Regions from separate parts of the Mus musculus genome. Here regions 2 and 3 are each linked to region 1. The links are chromatin loops, found by intact Hi-C in ENCODE. Cell type or tissue: heart. All regions are shown on one strand.

Region 1 (2,500 bases):
CACTGGCCATAGGGAGTGTCAGCCCCAGTAAATTAAGCTTTGTTCCCTCAAAAAAAAAGGCTGCTGAGTAAGTTCTCTAATCACTTGCTGCCTTTGGCAGCAACCCCTGTAGGTATCTGGATACACCTCTGTCAGTGGCTCTAAGCGCAGGCTCCCAATGGCTGCCTGCCTCAGTTTACCCACCACATGGATGCCAAAGCTGATCATTAGCACACCACCTTCATCATCTGAATATTGTTTTTCGAAGCCCTTCCTTATTCCTGGAGAGCACTATTGCAGGAGAACCCTCCATCTCCCCCATTCCTCCCTTTTCTAGAACACAATAGGTTTTCCTCTCCTCCTCTGACTCATCCTCCACAGCAGTCTACTGGAGCTGCCATTCATTCAGGTTGTATACACACGGTCTGCTGGTGTTCTCTCTGTGCTTCTACTGCTATAATCACTCTAAATGATTTTGTCTGTGTGTTTGCTTTCTGCTGGCTTCTGCATTAGACTTCAGTCAAATGTCTGAAGAGCAACATAGTTTTAAGCAGCACTGTGATGCTTTTGCCTCAGCGAGGATAAGTTAGAGCAAGAGAGAATATCAATGTGGCTGCACCAGAAGTCTGAGAACCTCTGCCTCTGACTAGCTGTGTGAAGGATGCTTTGCCTCTAGTAGGTCTAAATGCCTCCATAGATTCAGTCATTGATTTGAAATCCTCCTATCTATTAACCAAAATGTCCACTGGTGTTTGTATCCGATGATAATCCTATCAATAGTTGATTGCACTTGGATAGAATACTTATAACAGTTTTCAAGTACAAACAGTACATAACTATGATGATGATGATGACTAAGAAATAACCAACCAACCATCCTTCATTTTTTATTTTGGTGATCAAACATCAGATGAAAATGATTCCTTCAGTTTAAAACGGGGGGGGGGTGGATTAATGTCATACATGAAGTATTCTCAACTTTTGTATTCGTTGATTAAAGAAAGATGAGATAAAATAACAATTGAGAATTATGTTTTTTATGTCCACTAGGTGGAGCCCGTGAACAGATATTCATAATCTCGGTCCAGGACCCTAAGGTGCTGAAGTAGGAAGCAAAAGAATATCAAGTGTGGAAAATAGAACTGTGCTTCCTGCCACAAGGCAAGAGTGTAAGACAAACAAGCAACCATCTGCTGAGACAGTGGGGCCCTTGTGGCTTTGGTCTGGGCTAGGAAATCAGCACTTGGAGGAATTCAGACTAAAGTCAAAACCATGGACAGTTTCTCTTGACTAACTCAAGCTCTTGCGCAGGAAGATTGAACTGAAGTTTTAAGGGCTAATCTGATTCTGGATTCTGTGCTAGTTCCATATCTTCTTATTCCGGCATGGATTGCTTGACTTTTTTTTTTCTTAAAGTCCTTAACTAGAGGCACAGTTAGACAAATTAAATTGACCCAACTTAGTAGATGGTTTCAGAAGTGGGGTACTATTCAATGGCAGAGAACATACCTAGCATGTGCAAGGTCTTAAGTTGTATACCCAGCACTGTTATCAGTGGATAAATGCATAAGAGTCTTCAGAAATAGAAATGCTGTTTCCCATTGACATCTCCAGAAGTAGGGACGAGGGTCCCTTCTGTGATGGTCACAGCTGTGAGAGACCTGTAAGCTCACGTAGATATTGCATATGACAGATGAAGACACAAAGTGTAGCGATTTGAATGTAAAATGATCCCCCAATGAGCACTTGCTACATAGACAGTGGAGTTATTTTGTGAGGTCATATGGAGGAGGTAGGTCTCTACAGACAGACTTTGAATGTTATACTTGGTTGCCAGTCCCTTCTTCTCTGCTTCCTGCTTCCCTGCTTCCATGAGTGGTCTCTGACACATCATTCTACCACCAAGATGTTCTTAACTAACCATGAGCCCAAACCCACAGAACTGAAGACTGTGGCCTGAAACCTTCTAAACTGTGAGCTAACATAAGTCCTTCCATTTCCTCTGATGTTTGCAGCATTCATAGGAATGTCTCGTTCACCACTGGCCATACAGTTTGTGAATTTCTCAACATTTTCAGAGAACAATTCACAAGTAAGAGGTCCAGAGAACTCAAAATGTCTTCATAGAAAAGCAACTGATGATAAATAAGATCAGAGGTGAGGAGGACACATCTGTCACAACACCAAGAGTAACTGCAACCAGCAGAACCCAGGCACCCAGAAATTCCACCACACCGGTGGCAAGGGTTCCTTCTGGTCTGTCTGTGCCAGTGCCCTGAGCAGACCTTGGATGCAAACTCTGCAGCCAGTCCCACAACACCCAGAGGAAGCTCCACTCCCAGGTGCTCTAACATGCCCAGGATCACAGGAGCTTAGACACAACAGGATCTCAGGGTCCCAGAGCCAGCTTAACTCCGAGGAGCTCAGACACAGCCAGGATCTCAGGATCACAGGATCCCAGAATCACAGGATCTCAGAGACAGCTTGACTCTGAGGAGTTCTGACACAACAAGGATCACAG
Region 2 (2,500 bases), 700 kb after region 1:
CAGTGGTCAAAGTTGAGAGGAGAAAAAAAAAAAAAGAGGGGGAGCAAGTTGGTAGAATGCTTGCCTGGCATGCACAAAGCCCCTGGGTCCCCATCCTAGCCCGGCCTAACACCAAGCACCATGGCGTACATCTGCAATCTCAGCACTCAGGAAGCAGAAAGGAGGGGGGTCAGAAGTTCAAGCACATCCTTGCCTACGCAGCCAACTGGAAGCCAGCCTGGACTCCATGACCCCATGGCAAAGAGACGGAAAAGAAGGAAGAGAGAGAGGGGGGAGGGGGAGGGAAAGGAGACATTTAGAGCCAGGCGTTGTAGAACATACCTGTAAGTCTATACTTCTAAACTGAAGGCAGGAGGATTGAGAAACCGTGGTCAGCCTGGGCTAGAGTGAGAACTCAAAAAGAGGAAGAAAAAAAGCAAGTCTTTCATCCCAGGAAAGGTGGGCACTAAGTGGAGGCAAGGAGGCAGGAGGCAGCTTCCATAAACATACAGAGAGAGCCTTTCTCTTTCCTCTCCAAGCCCACTAACGAGGAGGGGAGCCGTTTCCAACTCCCAAGGCACTTGGTTACAAATCTGATTCTGCTCTACAAGTGGATATTCAAAAAGCTGCTTGTTCAACCATCGCCAGGCTTTATTTATTCAACCTCCTTAAAGCTTGTGTAAGCTCCTTGGAGAGCTGTGTCAAGCTGGTAAATTGGAAAATACATGAAAAAAAAATGGACTTTCAATAGGCCAGCTTTTCTCTCAAATTCGTTTTACCCAGACTGTGGTGGTGGTGGTGGTGGGGGGGAGGCAGTTATTAGGAGAATGGAGGGGAAGAAGGCCTTGAGGAAAGAGGAGGTGAGGAGAGAAGAGGTGAGGAGGAAGGGGAGAAGCCCTTGGGTCATTTTCTCCTTCTGCCTTCCTGGCTACCCTTGTTAATCAGCTACTGCCCTCTAGTGCTTGCTGTTTAGGTCACATGTGAAGTCCAAAGTGTGTGTGTGTTCAGTGTATGTATGTGCCAGATTGTATGTATACATATACACATATAGGTACCTGTGCGGGGCCAGAGGGGATGGATGTTCGATCACCTGGAACTAGAGTTACAGATGGTTACAGCTGTAGGCTGCCGGCAGCTGAACCCCAGGCCTGTGTAAGAACAGCAAGTGCTCCGAACTGCTGAGTCAGCTCTCCATTTTTACCTTTAAAAACCACGTTTAGGGCCTTAGGAAAATAGCTCAGTCAGGAAAAGGCTGAGATCAGATCCCAGCAGCCACTTAAAAAGCAGGTGTGATGGTGCATTCTGGAATCCTAGCACCGGGGAGGTGAGACAGGGGGATTCCTGGAGCTCACTGGCCAGTTAGTCTTGACAAACGGTAAGCTCCATATTCAGCAAGAGCTTGGATTAAACAAAATAAATAAGGCGTAAAGCAGAGTGGTGGTGGCGCACACCTTCAATCTCAGCACTCAGGAGACAGAGGCAGGGGGATCTCTGTGAGTTCCATGTCAGCCTGGTCTACGAAGCTAGTTCTAGGACACACACACACACACCAAACCTGTCTTGAAAAAGAAGCTAAATAAATAAATATATAGGTGAATCGTAGAGGAAATGACCTGTGTTAGTATCTTGACTGTCAACGTGACACACCTAGAAAGACTGTCTCCTCCATGATATTGACCTCTGTCTGATGGATGAAGGAGGGGGACCCAGCTCACTGTGGACAGTACATCTCTACACAGATGAACCTGGGCTATATAAGAAAGGAGCAAGCCCATCCGCAGGGGTTCTCGTGATTTCTGCTTCAGTCCCTGCTTTAGTTGCTGCCCCGTTTCCCTCATTGGTGAGGTTTGACCAGGAAATGTTGCTTGGTCATGGTATTCTTCACAAGAACAGTGTCAAACTAGACACCACCTGACACTGACCTCTGGTCTCTACATACGTGTGCAAACACAAATATGTACTAACCTGTTTATATCTGGATGGTTCTACCATTCTTGTATAGCCAATAAGCACATTGAAATCCAGAGATGAGAGGTCCAACGGACCCAGATGGTCTTCTCCACTCTTAGTTACCCTAACCCCACTTGTCTGGCAAAATCTCTTCCTTATCAACATTTCCCCAAAATTGCAGAACGCAACCAATAAAAAGTATAGTATACTAATCAAAATGCTACATATTACTTCTGATATCATTCCCAGTGAACCTGTAATTGATGGTTGTTCAAGTTTAGATAGTCATAAGTAATGTCAGAAATTTTTAGACTTGGTACAATTTTAGAAAATGTTAGCACTTTTTAAAAAAAAGTTAGGCCTAATCCTAAATCCCTTGTTTGGCTGTGTATAAGAACTAATTAACTAGCCAGTCACGGGGTGGGGGAGGGGAGCACATACTTGTAATCCCAGATCTTGGATGGCAGAGGCAGGAAGATCAGGAATTCAAGACCACCCTTGGCTCCGTGGAGAGTTTGAGGCCGGTCTAGGCTACGTGAGGCATTGTCTTAAACAAATAAATAACAAAAAA
Region 3 (2,500 bases), 500 kb after region 1:
GAGAAAGGGGGAGCGAGGGAGGGAAGAAGGGAGGGGGAAGAAGATGGAGAAAGGGAGAGCATCCAGTTGGGAAATGACAGACCCAAGGCTCACATCTAGAACTCTCACCTGACTCTGTGGTCCATATCCCTCCCCAAACTCCTCTTCCCATCATCTGTGAATTCATCACTACCCAAGTCAATCATAAAAAAAATGTCAAACAGATTCGAGGACAGTGCTCAAAGGTGAATTTCAAACCTCCCACTGTATATTTGCTGGTTATTCACAGTCAGGGGTGAGGCATTTTTCACAGAATGTTGGACTTGTTGCCCACACTCAGACACCCAAGCCAGTGCAAGCCAATGGTTCTTATTCCACACCTGCACACATCACACTCTGGGTAGCAATGAGAAGCCACCCGAGGAGTTTTACATCTATACCTGTTTTGTCATTGTCCAACTCATCCCCGTGCACATCCTGAGACCTTTGACCCCTAGTTATAGAACATGCATTGCAAATGTTCTTCCCTAACTCTGGGATTTTGTTCTCTGGGTGGTGTAAGAGTTGAACTCAGTGTCTCAGATACACTAGGCAGGCACTCTGCCGCTGAGCTAGCCCCAGCCCTCCTCACAGAACACACGAAACTCACTCATCCTCCATATAACTATCCTCTAATAACTCAGTTGTTTAGTGTGAGGCTTCTGAACTGCCAACTCCCCAACACTGTGAAGGTCAGCCCGCTCCTCCAACACCTCTCGACAGTAACCCATTCTTGGTTTATTTTCTATGGCTGCGATAAAGCCGGCATGACCAAGAGCAGCCTAGAGAAGAAAGGGTTAATTTGACTTACCATGACCTGATCGCTGAGGAAAGCCAAGGAAGGGATCTGGAGGCAGAAACTGAAGCGGAGACCTGAGAAACTGCCTTGTTCCCCACACCTTGCTCAGCTGGCTCTTTTCTGTAACAGAGGATCGCCTCTCCAGCTTGTCATGCGGCTTGTTCACATCTTCACAGATCAGGAAACAGAAAGCTCCTGTAGGAAATAGAGGCCCAAGGCCCGACCTGAATCCTTCTAAGGATTTCTTAACCTTCGAAAAACAGCGCCACCTACTGGGCACGAATGTTCAAGCACATGAGCCACGGAGGACACCAAACTTCACCTCCTTCGCATCCCTCATCCAGTCAGAGGCACAATGAGTAACAGAAATGACTCCAATGCATCCAAATGTGCCTCAGGCAACCAAGCCTATAGTCCAAGGTGAAGATTCGGTGGGGCTGAAAGCCAAAGAACTTAAATGATTTAACTAAGGGTTAAATTAATTTAAAGTAAAATCATATGTTGTAAAGAACTGGTGTCAGATTGGTCCCTTCAACATTCCACCGTGGATAGGGGAGGCTCCTGAGGCGTCCACCCACCCCACCCCACCCTGCCAAGGAGCTAGTGGCAGTTAACAGTTGCTGGGGTGAGGGTGCCATTTCTTCAGTGGTGTAGCCACTGGTAAGTTGCCCCTGCTTTAATTAAATGACCCACCCCATAGCCATGATCACACAAGCAGCCCTCGTGGGGCTAAAAAAGGCATGGGAAGAAGAAAGTCAATACAAGCGTGAGGGAGAACGGTAATAGGGTAAGACTATGACCACAATATGTTGTACACTCGTGTGAAAGTGTAAAAATAAATGTATTTGGCTTGACTGACACATTAAAAAGAGCTTATTTCAAATGCCTTCTGTAACACCGAACCGAAACCAATACAATATTCTCTCCGGTTTGAAGGAGACCTTCTAACACTAAGCATTTATAGTCAGATAAGGACTGCTGAGATGATGTACAAACAGGACAAACTGGAAAAGCTGCTCTCTGCAGGACAACAAAGGAACGCATTCTGCAGGAACCGGTTCTCGTTTTCATGGGAGGTATTGTGTTTACATTACCCTCATTTTCTACACATTAACTTGCATCTCCATAGACTTGCAATGTGGACGAATCTAGAGCACGCAAGGGTCAGGCCTCTAGGAACCAGACGGTTTCCAAACTCCCAACCACCCACTGAGGAGATATCACCAGGCTTTTACCTGTTTCAGACAGTGTAGTATTTTTCTGCTCCAGAGTCAAGTGGCAATGATCCTGGTTCTAGATAAGAAGACAAAGAGTTAATCAAAGACATCTAAATAGTGACAGGAAAGATAGTCAGGGTCTGGGCTCTATAGACAGACAGCCTGGGCTCTCTTCAACCTCAGCTTAGCCGCATATGTCACCTTAAGCAATTCGGTGCCTCGGTTTTCTTATCTGTAAGTTGGGCATAACTATAAACACTCTCTACACAGCTGAGTTTTAAGAAGAAGGAGAAGAAGAAGAAGAAGAAGAAGAAGAAGAAGGAGGAGGAGGAGGAGGAGGAGGAGGAGGAGGAGGAGGAGGAGGAGGAGAAGAAGAAGAAGAAGAAGAAGAAGAAGAAGAAGAAGAAGAAGAAGAAGAAGAAGAAGAAGAAGAAGAAGTGACTCCAAAAAATCCCAGCTATTGTAA

The links. Hi-C counts contacts between places; a loop is a spot of excess contacts. Peaks named below come from ENCODE experiments on the same cell type or tissue, not always from the same donor. Only the 100,000 strongest peaks of a DNase experiment are listed, where the experiment ranks them.
Region 2: it touches region 1 in a loop (5-fold over the local background); 5 of 42 quality-filtered maps call a loop at or near these places.
Region 3: it touches region 1 in a loop (10-fold over the local background); 15 of 42 quality-filtered maps call a loop at or near these places.

The regions. Positions count from the first base shown.
Region 1 is chr6:133,903,611-133,906,110 of GRCm38, forward strand. No RefSeq gene overlaps it. Among named protein-coding and RNA genes, the nearest start is that of Kap, 51 kb to the left of the region's middle. In heart, a CTCF peak has its summit at 1,025 (motif pointing right); no DNase peak of the experiment used is centred here.
Region 2 is chr6:134,606,547-134,609,046 of GRCm38, forward strand. Gm38910 (a long non-coding RNA gene) reads right to left here and starts at 1,457. Exons shown (of 2, transcript XR_869496.1): 1 at 1-1,457. In heart, a CTCF peak has its summit at 954 (motif pointing left); DNase peaks (open chromatin) are centred at 135 and 975.
Region 3 is chr6:134,402,036-134,404,535 of GRCm38, forward strand. All of the region lies in intron 2 of Bcl2l14 (BCL2-like 14 (apoptosis facilitator)), which reads left to right. It overlaps 4933406J09Rik (RIKEN cDNA 4933406J09 gene), which reads right to left and starts at 1,380. Exons shown (of 9, transcript NR_153848.1): 1 at 830-1,380. In heart, CTCF peaks have their summits at 1,091 (motif pointing left) and 1,291; no DNase peak of the experiment used is centred here.